Regions from separate parts of the Homo sapiens genome. Here all the other regions are linked to region 3. The links are chromatin loops, found by intact Hi-C in ENCODE. Cell type or tissue: CD4-positive, alpha-beta T cell. All regions are shown on one strand. Region 1 has its middle 26 kb from the start of HLA-DQB1. Region 2 has its middle 34 kb from the start of HLA-DQB1. Region 3 has its middle 15 kb from the start of HLA-DQA1.

The links. Hi-C counts contacts between places; a loop is a spot of excess contacts. Peaks named below come from ENCODE experiments on the same cell type or tissue, not always from the same donor. Only the 100,000 strongest peaks of a DNase experiment are listed, where the experiment ranks them.
Region 1: a loop joins it to region 3, with 8 times the contacts of the local background. A loop is called at or near these places in 24 of 110 quality-filtered maps.
Region 2: a loop joins it to region 3, with 4 times the contacts of the local background. A loop is called at or near these places in 19 of 110 quality-filtered maps.

Annotation. Positions count from the first base shown.
Region 1 is chr6:32,690,204-32,695,203 of GRCh38, reverse strand. No RefSeq gene overlaps it. Among named protein-coding and RNA genes, the nearest start is that of HLA-DQB1, 26 kb to the right of the region's middle. In CD4-positive, alpha-beta T cell, CTCF peaks have their summits at 2,792 and 2,991 (motif pointing right); a DNase peak (open chromatin) is centred at 2,973.
Region 2 is chr6:32,698,132-32,703,131 of GRCh38, reverse strand. No RefSeq gene overlaps it. Among named protein-coding and RNA genes, the nearest start is that of HLA-DQB1, 34 kb to the right of the region's middle. In CD4-positive, alpha-beta T cell, CTCF peaks have their summits at 2,287 and 2,487 (motif pointing right); a DNase peak (open chromatin) is centred at 2,441; H3K27me3 peaks cover 198 bases.
Region 3 is chr6:32,619,619-32,624,618 of GRCh38, reverse strand. No RefSeq gene overlaps it. Among named protein-coding and RNA genes, the nearest start is that of HLA-DQA1, 15 kb to the left of the region's middle. In CD4-positive, alpha-beta T cell, CTCF peaks have their summits at 1,783 and 1,993 (motif pointing left); DNase peaks (open chromatin) are centred at 748, 1,448 and 1,908; H3K27ac peaks cover 2,598 bases.

The DNA.
Region 1 (5,000 bases), 71 kb before region 3:
ATTTACGTTCCCACCAATAGTGTCCAAGTGTTCTTTATTTCACATCCTTCCCAGCATTTGCTATTGCCTGTCTTTTCGATATCAGCCATTTTTAACTGGAGTGAGATGATACCTCATTGTAGTTTTGATTTGCATTTCTCTGATGATCAATGATGTTGAGCACCTTTTCATATGCCTGTTTGTCATTTGTATGTCTTATTTTGAGAAACATCTATTCAAATCTTTTGCCCAACTTTTGATTGGATTATTAGTTTTTTCCTATAGAGTTGTTTGAATCCTTATATATTCTGGTTATTCATCCCTCATCAGATGGGTAGTTTGGAGATATTTTCTTCCATTCTGTGGGTTGTCTCTTCACTTTGTTGATTGTATCCTTTGTGTTCAGAAGCTTTTTAACTTGATGTAATCCCATTTCTCCATTGGTGCTTTGGTTGCTTGTGTTTGTAGAGTATCACTCAGGAAATTTTTGCCTAGACCAATGTCCTGGAGATTTTCCCTAATGTTTTCTTGTAGTAGTTTCATGGTTTGAGGTCTTAGATTTAAGTCCTTAATCCATTTTGATTTGATTTTTGTATATGATGAGAGAAACGAGTCTAGTTTTATTCTTCTGCATATGAATATCCAGTTTTCCCAGCATCACTTATTGCAGAGACTGTCTTTTCCCCAGTGTATGTTTTTGGCACTTTTGTCAAAAATGAGTGCACTGTAGGCTTGTGGATTTGCTTCTGGGTTCTCTAGTCCATTCCACTGGTCTATACGTCTGTTTTTATGCCAGTACCATGCTGTTTTGGTTACCATAGCTCTGTAGCATAATTTGAAGTCAGTAATGTGATTCTTCTAGTTTTATTCTTTTTGCTTAGGATGGCTTTAGCTATTCTGAGTCTTGTGGTTCCATATAATTTTAAGATTTTTTTCCATTTCTGTGAGAAATGTCATTGGTTGTTTGATAGTGATTGTGTTGAATCTGTAGATTGCTTTGGGTAGTATGGACATTTTAACACTATTGATTCTTCCAAGCCATGAACATGGAACATGTTTCCTTTTTTTATTATAAAAAAATTTCTTGTATTATAGAGATTTCTTATTCTCAATTTCCTTTATTATAGAATTATAATAGAATACAGAATTTATTATAAAAAATTCTTTTATTATAGAGATTTCTTATTCCTCAATTTCTTTTATTATAGAGATTTTTCACTTCATTGGTCAAGTTAATTCCTAGGTATTTCATTTTGTGTGTGGCTATTTTAAATAGAATTACTTTTTAAATTTCTTTTTCACATTGTTCACTATTGGCATATAGAAATTCTACTGATTTTATGTGCTGATTTTCTATCCTGGAACTTTATTGAATTTATCAGTTCTAATAGTATTCTTGTGGAGTCTTTAAGTTTTTATAAATATAGGAGCATATCCTCTGCAAACAAGGATAATTTGACTTCTTCCTTTTAAATTTGGATGCCATTTATATCTTTCTCTTGTCTAATTGCTCTAGCTAGGACTTCCAGTACTATGTTGAATAACAGTGGTGACAGTGGCATCCTTGTCATGTTCCAGATCTTAGAAAAAAGACTTTCAGTTTTTCCCCATTCAGTATGATACTAGCTGTGGGTCTGTCATATATGGCTTTTATTATGTTGAAGTATGTTCTTTATATCCCCAGTTTTTGAGAATTTTTAACATGAAATGATGTTAAATTTTATCAAATGCTTTTTTCAGCATCAATTAAAATGAACATTTTATTTTTATCTTCATTGTGTTGATGTGATGTATCACGTTAATTTGTGTATGTTGAACCATCCTTGCATCCCAGCGATAAATCCCACTTGATTGTTATGAGTGATCTTTCTGATGTATTGTTTAATTCAGTTTACTAATATTTTGTTGAGGATTTTTGCATCAATATTCATCAGAGATATTGGCCTACAGGTTTTTTTTATGTGTCTTTGTCTGGTTTTGGTATCAAGGTAATACTGGGCTCATAGAATGAGTTTAGAAGTATTCCCTCATAAAATACTTGTAGAAGTATTCCCTCCTTCTCTATTTTTTGGAATAATTTGAGTAGGATTGGTATTAGTTCTTCTTTGAATGTTTGGTAGCATTCAGCAGTGAAGTCATCAGGTCCTGGAATTTATTTACTGGTAGACTGTTTATTGTGACTTTGATCTTGTTGTTATTGATCTTTTTAGGTTTTGAGTTATTTCCTGTTTTAATCTTGGTAGGTTGCATGTGTCTAGGACTTTGTCCATTTCTTCTAGGTTTTCCAATTTATAGCATATAGTTGCTCATAGTAGCCACTAATGATCCTTTGAATTTCTGCAGTATCAGTTGTAATGTCTCCTTTTCCATTTATGATTTTATTTATCTGGATCTTCTCTCTTTTTTTCTTAGTTTGTCTTGCTAAAGGTTTGTCAATTTTGTTTAACTTTTCAAAAAAGCAAATTTTTGTTTCATAGATCTTTTGTATTTTTTTCAATTTCATTTATTTCCACTCTGATCTTTACTTTTTCTTTTCTTCAACTAATTTTTGCTTTGGTTTCCTCTTGCTTTTCTAGTTTTTAAGATGCATCATTAGATTGCTAATTTAAAGTTTCTCCTTTTCTGATGTAGGCACTTATAGCTATAAACTTCCTCCTTATTACTGCTTTTGCTGTATCCCATGGGTTTTGGTATGTTGTGTTTTCATTGTCATTTGTTTCAATAAATGTTTCAATTTCCCTCTTAATTTCTTCATTGACCCACTGGTCATTCAGGAGCATATTGTTTAATTTCCATGTATTTTTATAGTTTCCCAAATTTCTCTTCTTATTAATTTCCAGTTTTATTCAACTGGGTTCAGAGAAGATGCTTGAGCAATTTGAGAGGCCAAGGTGGGAGGATTGCTTGAGCTCAGGAGTATGAAACCAGCCTAGGCAACATAGGGAGACCCAGAAGCAGTTCAAATGGGATTGAAAACCATGTACCTGTTGCCTGGACTGTAGAGGGCGTTGCAAGCCTGGTGGAGGTGAGCAAAGGGAGAGATTAGATAAAGCTGAGTACCCAACTTCCAGAGTTGCATATATCATTGAGACCAATAGTTCCACATACAGATTTCATTTAACATCTGTATTTTTAAAGTCAATCACAATAGACTTGTCAGACCATCTTAGAATTATAACCAAGAACAGAAGAAAACAAGATCACTTTTATTGTATTTTAGAACCTTGGGTGACAGTTGATATTGGGAGGGCTTCAAAGCTATAAATGTAGATATAAATAAAAACATAAACAGATTTAGAGGTTTTAGATCACAGTGAATGTGCTAATTTGTAACTCCTTTTAAATTTAACATATGGTAAACAACTCTATTTTGTCATTAAATATCTTTCTAAAACATTGTTTTGAAGGACTGTATATAATTGTGTCATAGTTTGTTACCTAATTATTTAAATTTTGAGGCCAGGTGCAGTGGCTCACACCTGTAATCCCAGCACTTTGGGAGGCCGAGGAGGGCAGATCACCTGAGGTCAGGAGTTCGAGACCAGCCTGGCCACATGGTGAAACCCCGTCTCTACTAAAAATACAAAAATTAGCCAAGCATGGTGGCAGGTGCCTGTAATCCTAGCTACTCGGGAGGCTGAGGAAGGAGAATCGCTTGAACCCAAGAGGCGGAGGTTGCAGTGAGCTGAGATCAAGCCATTGCACTCCAGCCTGGGGGACAAAAGCAAGACTTTGTCTCAAAAAAAAAAATTTTTTTTTTTTTTTGAGTACAGATGGGAATTGACTGAAAGCATTTTTACTGAATTGTTGGTTCTCAACTCCCCTCCTACTCCTACATCTTGGCTCTACTTCCCAACTACAAAATGGAAAGTTTCCTTTTTGGATATATGAGTACACAAAAAAGGAGAATCTTCACATTATGGTGTGTCCAGTCTCTTTTTACATTCCATTTTGTTTTTATTTTATAGAGGTAATATTTTTATAGCCTCATGTAGATTTTTTCATTTTAGTTTGTAAAAAAGAACAATGAGAACACTTGGACACAGGAAGGGGAACATCACACACATGGGGGCCTGTTGTGGGGAGGGGGGAGGAGGGAGGGATAGCATTAGGAGATATACTTAATGTAAATGATGAGTTAATGGGTGCAGCACACCAACATGGCACATGTATACATATGTAACAAACCTGCACGTTGTGTACATGTACCCTAGAACTTAAAGTATAATAAAACATATATATTAAAAAAATAATAAATAAATAAATAAGTCAGCCACTGCACCTGGACAACTATTCTGCTCAAAAAAAAAAAATAAAAAAGTAAACTTAAAGAAAACTTGCAATAAGAATAGTATTTTGTACTTATATATTTTTTTTCCTGAAATTGCACTCATCAGAACTCTTTATCCTTAAGTACTTCAGTGTGTATTTCCTAAGAAAAGGATACATTCTTGTACATAACCAGAATATAGCTACCAACTTCATTAAATTTAATTTTAATAATCTAAACTGTTTGAATTCTCATTGTCATATGAATTTTGTTTGAAAATACAAGCCCAAAATTACACTCCCATCTCTGAACATGTCATGTTTCTTAAATCATTTATGTCTTTATGCTGCATGGTAAATTTTTGTAATTAAAACACTGTATTTTTTTGTGGAATTTATTCCTTACAATTTTATATTTCTACCGGCAGTTTGAATGGTAATTTATCCTACATTCTCTCACCCTTCCCATCTCCCCCTGCTACTATATATTTTATTTGTGCTTCTTAGTAGCTTGGACTGCCAGAGACAAGTGACTCTGCCTCATCATATGCTTCTCATTGGTTGGAGAGATACATATTCATTACTATTAGTTATTTCTTCTAACCAGAGCTTCTGCAAAGCCCCTTTATCATTATCCTTTCTCTTCAATCACAATCTTGCCTAGTAACCTTTTCCATACCCAGATAGTTCCTTTCCTCCTGCAAGAACTAAGCGTATGTAAGTCTTCTCATTTGTTACCTAGTTCACTTTTC
Region 2 (5,000 bases), 79 kb before region 3:
AGAACAGATGGACCAAAAACAAAAAGCAGCAAGGGGGTAGACTTAAATCCAGTACTTCAGTAATTACATTAAATGCATATTTCTAAACTGGATAAATAAGCAAGACTTTTGACCATACACTGTCCATAAGAAATGCATTTTAAGTATGAAGACACAGGTTAAAAATATAAGGATGAAAAAATATACACTGGGCAAGAAAGCTGGAGTGGCTACATTAATATCAGACAAAGAAAACTTTACAAATAAGGAATATTACTGGAGATAAATTTTTCATAATGAAAAAGAGTCAATACATCAAAAAGACATATAATCCTAAGTGTGTATGTACCAAATGCTATATACAGCTTATTTTCAAATTCACGTAGAAAATACATAAAAATATACCACATATATTGACATCAAAACATTTCAACGAATCTAAAAAGCAGTGAGAACATTGGACAACGTTGCCAAAAACAATCATTTAAAGACTCTGGAAATTGACCAAAGGATACGAACATTGAGAAGCATTTAGTTAAGAGAATCTAAACTGAATCCTAATAAAAACAGCAAAATCAGTATTATTTTGGCCAGAGTATGCTTTCACCAACTTCCTTCACCTCAACTTATGGTGCAGAATTTCTACCTGTGTGGGAGGACAGGCCATGGGATTAGACAGCTCTTCTTAACCTGCCAGAGGGAGCTCACACACATTTTTTGGAAAAGAGCTCACGCACATGCATGCACACACACACACACACACACACACACACCCTCAAAATAACGTCTTGGCATTTTGTAGAAAACAGCATAGACCTCAGGGCAAATAATTATGGAAGGCTAACATCTCAACTAGCTTGAAGTCATGATGGCAGGCCAGTCAGGAATTTTACCAGGGAGATCCAGAGAATGAGATAGTCAAAAATAGCCTTGCTAAAATCTCATTTATCCCCAGTGGTGTGGAAAGCTGTCTGCATCAGCTTGGTTAAGCCTGCTCAGGAGAGACCTGGCTGAATATAAGGACATGTGAAGGCAGAAAGTAAAAATTGGGACATACCTGTAAAGTCCCGGAACTTTGAAAGCATTTCCCACATCCCACTCAGTTCAATGGCAAAGTGTGGAAGCCTTACTGACTCAATTGTTTAAGCAGAATCTTTCATCAATCATAGGCTGACATTAAGCTATGATGACCAGGGGTGATTGTAGGAAATCAGGCTTAATAATGAAAACAAAAATTATTAAACAAACTTAGCAGAGACACCATAGGCTGCATACTAGGGGGAAACAGACTTGGAAGAACTAGCCCAAGCAAGTCACTAACACAAACAACAAACAGCAAGAGCACTTACTCCTAGGGATTGTGGAATCAGAATTTATGTAAAATATCAATATTAAACAAAAATTACAAGACATGCAAAGAAACTGGAAAATTTTACCAACACATAATACATAGGAAAAAAAGAAGCCAACAGAACTTGTCTCTGAGGAGACAGGTTAAAATGATTTCATTTTAAATTGCTCTCATTCTTGAGCATAATGAAGAAACACTCTTTAAGGCAGGTGAGAAATAACTAAGCAGTTATCAATTAGAGTGTTCAAGTAGTGGTTCTGAGTCTTAAAAAAAATAGGAGGGTGGGAAAGAAAGTACAAAAGAAATCAGATTCCTGTTTTAACTACCTTGGAACACATAAAATTGTGAAAATATGTTGAGAAAGTTCTATCTATACAGCCATCTCCAACTGCTGTATAATAGGTGTGCCGGAAAAATAGAAAAAATATAGGATACAATAAAAAATCGAAGATTTTTTTTTTCTGAAGGAAAGGAAGACTTTAGTCTCTGGCTAGATAAGATTCATGCAATTTAAAGGAATCAAGTGGAATCATGAAAATATACAAATAGTTCTGTAGCTGGAGGGATGAAAATTTTTACTACACAATCAGAAAATAAAATGGTAATAAAAATGATCTATTGGCTTCCAAGAAGGAAATAAACAGTTTACACATAAAAGGACGAGAACCAGACTGGAATCAAATTTCTTATCTGAAATATCAGAAGCCAGAAAACAATGAGAGGGAAAAAAGGCTGCCAACTTAACACATGGGGAAGCAGTGTGTTGGCAGGAAAGGCAGTGTAAGAGAGGAGGTTTGTACAGGGAGATGGAAGAGACAATGGAGAGAAGACAATCTGAGCAGAAGCTGTGAGGAGTAGATAGATAGTAGGGAATGGGAATGCTAACGATGGCGTTATTTTAAAACTAACCTTGTGCGGCATGTTTTAAAATTATCATTCCCACACCCTCATTGCATTGTAAAAATTTTGGATTAATATTTTGTTTATCTTTTGGTGTAGAACTGTGCTAAAGGACACGGATTCTATACTACTGGAAGAAGTTCAAGGTTCTTGTTTTAGGAGGACATGGACAGCTGTAGGGATGTTAACTGGGTCATGTTCACCAGTAGGTGGGGACATTGCACTTTAGAAATTCAAGGTAGCTGCCGCTTTCCCTTTTTTCCTTGCCCCTTGGCAGGTCTGGATTTGAGGGGTCAGGATTCCTTGAGGGTGGTAACACAGCCACTCTTATTTCCCGTACTCTTCCTTCCATGTGCTCAGAATATGATGCAATCTGAGATGCAGTTTTGGATGTTTGAGAAGCAAAGAAGCATGGCTGGAGCAGGAGTTAAAGTCTGCTTTTGTTTGAGAACTGAGGAGCTCAGTCTTTTACATGCTCTCACAGGTAAGAGATTGGTACTATAAAATTACATGCTTAAAACAAACTTCACTGCTGTCATTCTAGTGCAAGCCACTATCCTTTTTCACATTGAACATTCCGCCACCATCTGCAGCATTCTTGATATTTCAGTAAGAATGATATTTACTTTACAATTACTATTTTAAATTTATTGGGATATCAGTATATAGTTTGAAGATTAAACAATAGAGATGTATTTTAATGAAAACAAGAGCCCTTCATGCCATTCCTTTACTCCACTGTCATTATCCCCAGTTCAATGACTTTAACAGTAATATGCGTATGTTTTTGTATGTGGGGGTATTAATTTAGACATCCATTGACTTCCTGTTATGAAACCAGATAATTTAAACCACCAAAAATTAGGTCTCTGACATCTTTCTTGTGATTTTATTATCTTACTATGTTTAGTTCCTCTGTAGGTAATCCCTGCATTTTTTATTTATTTATTTATTTATTTATTTATTTATTTATTTATTTATTTATTTATTTTTGAGACAGAGTCTCGCTCTGTCCCCCAGGCTGGAGTGCAGTGGCGCGACTGGCTCACTGCAAGCTCCGCCTCCCGGGTTCACGCCATTCTCCTGCCTCAGCCTCCTGAGTAGCTGGGACTACAGGCGCCCGCCACCATGCCCGGCTAATTTTTTTTTTTGTATTTTCAGTAGAGATGGGGTTTCACCGTGTTAGCCAGGATGGTCTCGATCTCCTGACCTCGTGATCCGCCCGCCTTGGCCTCCCAAAGTGCTGGGATTACAGGCGTGAGCCACCGCGCCCGGCCAATCCCTGTATTTTTAAACACAGTACTCTATTATTCTGTCAGTTATATTCAAGATCTCTTGAGTTTTCTCCTTGTAGATGAAGCTACTGCTAACCCTATTCTTTCCTGCTCTACTTTTTTCTTTATTTCATATCCCAACTTCTGGCATTTATAATTTATCTTTAATATTTTCAAACCCGATAGTATTTATGGTTTGTTTGTAACCAGGTATTTTTTAAACACGTATGTGCTCATTATTGAGAATATATTTCCTTTGTTGGGCATCTTTTAATTTTTATGAAGATTCTATTTGCAATTTCTTTTCCCTCATATATGTAGTCTACTTTTTAATCATATCCTCAGATGTTTTGAATATCTCAACAATACTGTAAAATTTATGGGATCATACTTATCATGTTTATCCACTTCCTGGTGCCCTTAGTTCTCTAGTTTCAATCTAAAAGAAATGATTTCCAGGACTGCTGAGCAGATGTCATCTTGGGATTCTCTTCATTGTTTTCTTTGGTAGAAGATAATGTTTCAGGTATCTGATATCTTCCTCTTACTTGCTTTGACTACCTAATTTTGCTACGACACACCGTCTGTTAATATCCAAAAAAGGATATTCTGGAAGCAAATTTTTCTAATCTTTGCATGTCTGAGAATAATTTTTATTCTAGATTCGTGCCTGAATGAAATTTTATGGGTTTATAAGTATGGGTCTAGTCAGGAGAGAGAGGAAATCACACAGTAATGTAAAATGAGAAAGATCAATATAAAGAAATACGAATCTTAACAAGAGATCTGAGTAATAAGAGATTGGCTAGAAAGAAGTAAAGAGAACTCTAAATAATATAGCAGTGGCAGATATAATAGTGCATAATATAATATAATACGAAATGGCTACTTCCCTAGTGTATTAGTCAGGGTTATCTAGAGGGATAGAACTAATATGATAGATGTATGTATAAAGGGGAGTTTATTAAAGCGTGTTGACTCACATGATCACAAGGTGAAGTCCCACAGTAGACCGTCTGCAATCTGAGGAGCAAGGAAGCCAGTCCGAGTCCCAAAACCTCAAAAGTAGGGAAGCTGACAGTGCAGCCTTCAGTCTGTGGTTGAAGGTCTCAGAGCCCCTGGCAAGGGAGAAAAATGAAGGGTGGAAGACCGCTAGTCTAGTCCTTCTACGGTCCTCTGCCTGCTTTTATCCTAGTGGTGCTGGCAGCTGATTAGATGGTGCCCACCCAGATTGAGGGTGGGTCTTGCCTCTCCCAGTCCACTGACTCAAATGTTAATCTCCTTTGGCAACACCCTCACAGACACACCCAGGAACAATACTTTGCATCTTTCAATTCAATCAAGTTGACACTCGATATTAACCCATCACCTAGGTTAAGATAGAGCACCCAAGAAGGAGCCTTCTCCAGTTTTCTTTCCAAGGGTGAGGTCAGACCTTGTTAGGGAGGCACTTCCATGGCTCACTGAATGGCAGAGAGGTAGTTGTTGAACTGCTG
Region 3 (5,000 bases):
GGGGACACTTCAAGAGATTAATTGAAAGATTATATGGGGAATAGTTAACCGCACCTCTCTTCCACTCTGACCTCTGCCACATAGGTGGCTGGCATCTATCCCTCAAACAAAATACATGAAGTTTCCTCTCAGAAGAAATTGAATGGGCCCAGAGAAAATAATTCCACGCTATGGCCTTCATGGTCCTCCAGTGAAAGAATCAGACCCTGAAACATTAGCCCCAAATTCCTACCAAATTTCATCTGATTTCTTTGAACTCATGACCATTTTTTAGTCCCTGTTATATGTAAAATAATATGAAGAAACAGAAAACATTTTAAGAGAGCAATAAGGATAAACAAAAAGAAAAAAACTTAAAACAGATAGATTAGAAATTCAAGACAGCTTTAAATATATACATAAAACAAAGCCAAACAAAAGTTTAATTATTATTTTCACAAACATTGGAGAAGGTAGTCCCTTTGTAAAACAAACCAAATTGCTATTAATCTTTTCTCCATAGGTAAAACAACAAAAACACTTTGAAAATTAACAATATAGCCATAATATTCATAAGACATTCTTTTTTAAATAACCCAAACACACATAAATAAAGATAAAGCATTTGCTATGCAAGCACATCCAGCTTCAAGACAAGCCACAGCTCCTACCCACCATGCAGAATTCTGGGCCTAAGCTCCTTCTGCATAGATTGATGTAGAAATTGCACTACCATAGATGCAAAACAAGGCCTGTCTAAAATCAGATTGTGGTTGCTGAGGAGGAAGTGGGAATGGGGAGTGACTGTTTAATGGGTACAAGGTCTCCTTTGGAGGTGATGAAAATGTTATGGAACTACATAGAAGTGATGGTTGTACAACATGGTGAATGCACTAAATGCTACTGAGTTGTGCACCTTAAAATGGGTTAATTTTGTTATGTGAATTTTACCTCAACAAACAAAAAGACTGCCTAACTCAGGCCCATGTCTTTATATAATATGCTATATAATACACTCTACTACTCTTTAAAAAATCAACAATACAGGACAGTATACTTATCCTAGACTTTCAGAACATTTATTATTTTTTAAAATCTCATTATTTTGAATAAAAACAGTTTTAAATCTATAGATTATATCTCCATCCAACTTCATGATTCATTTATAGTTTGTTTTCTTTTCAGTAAAGTACATTTTTTACTTTCTGTTGAGTCTATGTATTTCTTACAAAACTTATTCTTTGATATTTTCTATTATTCCTAATGCTAATGAAGCTCCCCCTGCCACCAACCTTGGGTATGCCTTCTTGACAGTTTAGTCTGCCAGAGACAAATGATGCTGACTTCTCTACTTTGCCTTATTAGATAAAAAGAAAAGTATGTAATGATAATATCAAGGTTTCATGTTAATGTGGTTTATGCAAAGATTTATGTCATCATCCTTCCCCTTCAACCACAACCCTATTCTAATAACCACATCCTGTGACCAAACAGCTCTTCTTTTCCTACAAGCATCACACTTATTATTAGTTACTCTGAGGTTCTCAATGTGAATTTTAGATAGTGACATATCCTTTGGCCAATACTTGAACAATCTTCACACAAGATGTGAAGAACATGACAACAAACTGTAACTAAGGGTATCAAAGAACATAGTTAAGGACTCCTGGCTGTGATGGCCGTTTTCAGTAAGACATTATTCTACAGGACACTTTCTGGAGTATGAATTCAACATATTAGAAACTACATTGTGGAGGTTTCCCCTGAAGAAAAAAAAGTAGTTGGGAAACCCATGACAATAAGGATCTGAAATTAATGTGGTATGAAAGTGAGGGTAGGTGCACAGCTCTGGGCCAGCCACACAGAGTTAGGGCCACTGTCTCAACATCTGAAAGAGACTGGGCTTGAACAGTGATGAATACATTAACCAGGGGGCTGGATCTACATTGCTCACACTTGAGCAGAGATTGGAATCCAGCTGACTGTGAATGAGTGTGGAAGAGCCCCCTGCTGGAGGCAAATGACTGGAGCCCTGTGCATATGCTGGGCCATGGAGGAAGAGCACAAGTATATTCTCTGGAACAGAGCTCTTAAGGGACTGGGCTAAGTCAGCCAGCATCCTCCTCCTCCTCACCCCACCCAATGGTAAATCTGATAAATCAGTGCTAATTTGCTTTGTATGTTAGAATTTACTAAATGTGATGGCTGATATTTTGAGCCAGGGTGGCAAATGCAGCTACTGACTCAAGAGCAATGTGTAGTAGTAACTTGGGTATGAGAATAGGATTGTGAATTGGTATGCAACTTTACCAGTGACAGTTGTGTATCACTACCCATTGGCATATATGTTCTAGTCTAGTGCTGAGAAAGATACACAAAATATTAAGACTTTTACAGCAAGATTGGTACCACAAAATGCTCATTTTTAGCTCTCGTGGTTTTTCTGTCTTGTAGTTTGTTGTAGCTTTCTCACTCTTTTCGAGGCATCACCAAGTCAACTTGTAAATTCTGTAATCACTTTCTTTCAGTAGATTTCTTAATTAAGACTAGGAATCCTTTTTGACACTTGGACACCGAAAGGAAGCATCTCTCAATTTCCTCCTTTACTCATGCATCTTCTTATCAACTGGGGAGTCTGGGGGTCATAAGACTGAAGTAGTAGGTGAGGCTCGGACATCAGATCAAATTGAGAATTAACTAAAACAGGGATGGGGCAGAAGCACCTCTCCATAAGACATGCCTACCAGTGTGCCATGTCAGTTTACCATTGCTATGGCAACACCCAGAGGTTACCACTTCTTTCTATGGCAATAATGACCCACTGGGGTCATTGAAGTGGTAATTGGAGTTACCATCTATAAATTAAGGGGTGGATTATGCAGAAATTTCTACCGTATTTCTAGAAATTTCTGCATAGTCCACCTCTTAATTTGCATATAATTAAAAGTGAGTATAAATATGACTGCAGAACTGCCTCTGAGCTACTATTCTGGGCACACTGCCTATGGGGTAACCCTGCTCTGCAAGGAGTAGCTTGGTTCAATAAAAGTTGCTGTCTAACACCACTGTCTCATCCTTGGAATCTTTCCCGAGTGAAGCCAAGAACACTCTCGGGTGAAGCCCCAGTTTTGAGGCTTGCTGGCCCTGCATCAAGACCACCCTTGCAATGGATGAGTTTATCTGCTAGTTATCTCAGTACTGAGGGCTTCTTAATGTGGGAGTCCTCACTTTGGGGAAAATGAAGAATTTGACTGGTTTTGGGGGGTTGGTCAAGGGAGATCTGCTGCAGTCTATTAAGTGATTCTGTGAAAGACAATGATATCTTACTCCACTTTGAGCATTTGATCTGAATGCCTTCTTCACATGAAGCCTCTGTGGATCCATAACCAAGGGTGCAGGAATTTTGCTTCTGAGAACCTTTCCATGATAGACTTCTGGTTATTTCTTTTCTTTCTGTTTGCTATTATGACCTACACCTCTGTTAACATCCCTGTGCATGCTTCCTTGTCCACATACCTAATGTTTCTTTAGAACCAGTGTCTAAGACTAGAAGTTCTATGCACTATATTTGTGTTTACAACTTTACCATAACTAGTTGTATGAATTTATACCCCCACTAGAAGTGTTTAATTGTTCACACTAATGAATTTTCTTGCCAATAAATTATTGTCAGACTTCATTTTGCCCATCTCTTGAGAATTAAATGATACTTCCTAGTGATTTGAAATGTGTTTATCTGATTACTAATAAGGGTGGAAATCTTTTCACATTATGTATTGACCTGCTATGCTTCCTTTTCACAAACTAGCTGTCATCCCTGGAGTGGCACTGAATTTCTTATTATTTTTATAAATATAAAAATGTCATATGTATAGATAGATTTAAGCTTATAAGACTTAAATTTTAGTTTTTACAACTTAATTTTCCTATATTATATGTATTAAAAATAACTTCTTCCAATTTGTGTCATGTTTTTAAAGTGTATTTTGATTAAGTTTTTTAAAATATGTATTAAAGTATATTTATTAAAAATTTTAAATTTTTTTTGCTATTTCATCCCTGTTAAGAAATATTTCCCTACTTCAGTTCATAAAATAATCTTCTAAATTTTCTATTTTAAAAATTTAAAAATTACTTTTCCTTTGGCTAAATATTCAGTAATGGGATTGCTAGATGGTATGATAGCTCTATTTTTAGTTTTTTGAGAAACCTCCATACAGTTTTCCATAATGGCTGTACTAATTTACATTCCTACTAATGGTGTATAAAAGTTCCCTTTTACCCTCCTCCTTACCAGCATTTTTTTGTTTTTGCCTTTTTGATAGTAGGCATTCCAACTGGGATAAGGTGATAGTTCACTGTGGTTCCTGTTCACATTTGATTAGCCTGAATTGAATTGATTTTTGTGGATACTATGTTGTATGAATCCAATGTTGAGTTTTCCGTCTGGATAACAAATTCTCTCAGGATGACTTACTGCACTATTTCATAAGTAAATTCCAATGCCAACTCCAACATACATATGATTTTACATATGAGTGAGTTGGTTCTGGGCCCACTGTTTTTGTTCGTTTGTCTATAGGTTTATCCATGCATCAATACAACTCTCCTATTTATACTTAAGTCTGATGATAGATTGAGGACTAGCCGGGCAAAATCTTACCAACCTGTTTCTTTCTATGTATAACTAGTAAAGAAACCAAACTGTTTATTTGCATGTGTAACTAACTTGTAGGCTAGTCTTAAACAATTGCTCTTCTATAATTATTTATAATCAGCATAGTGATTCCACAATATTATGTTGGGATTTTGAGTAGAACTGCATTGGTTCTATAGATTAACTCAGAGAAAAATTGTGTTTATATTTTGGATATTTTATTTATGAATATAGTATATCTTTCCATTTGCATAGGTATCTCTAATGTCTTTTTTTTTTTTTTTTTGACAGAATCTCACACTCTCTGGAGGCTGGAGCATAGTGGCACAATCTTGGCTCACTGAAACCTCTGACTCCCAGGTTC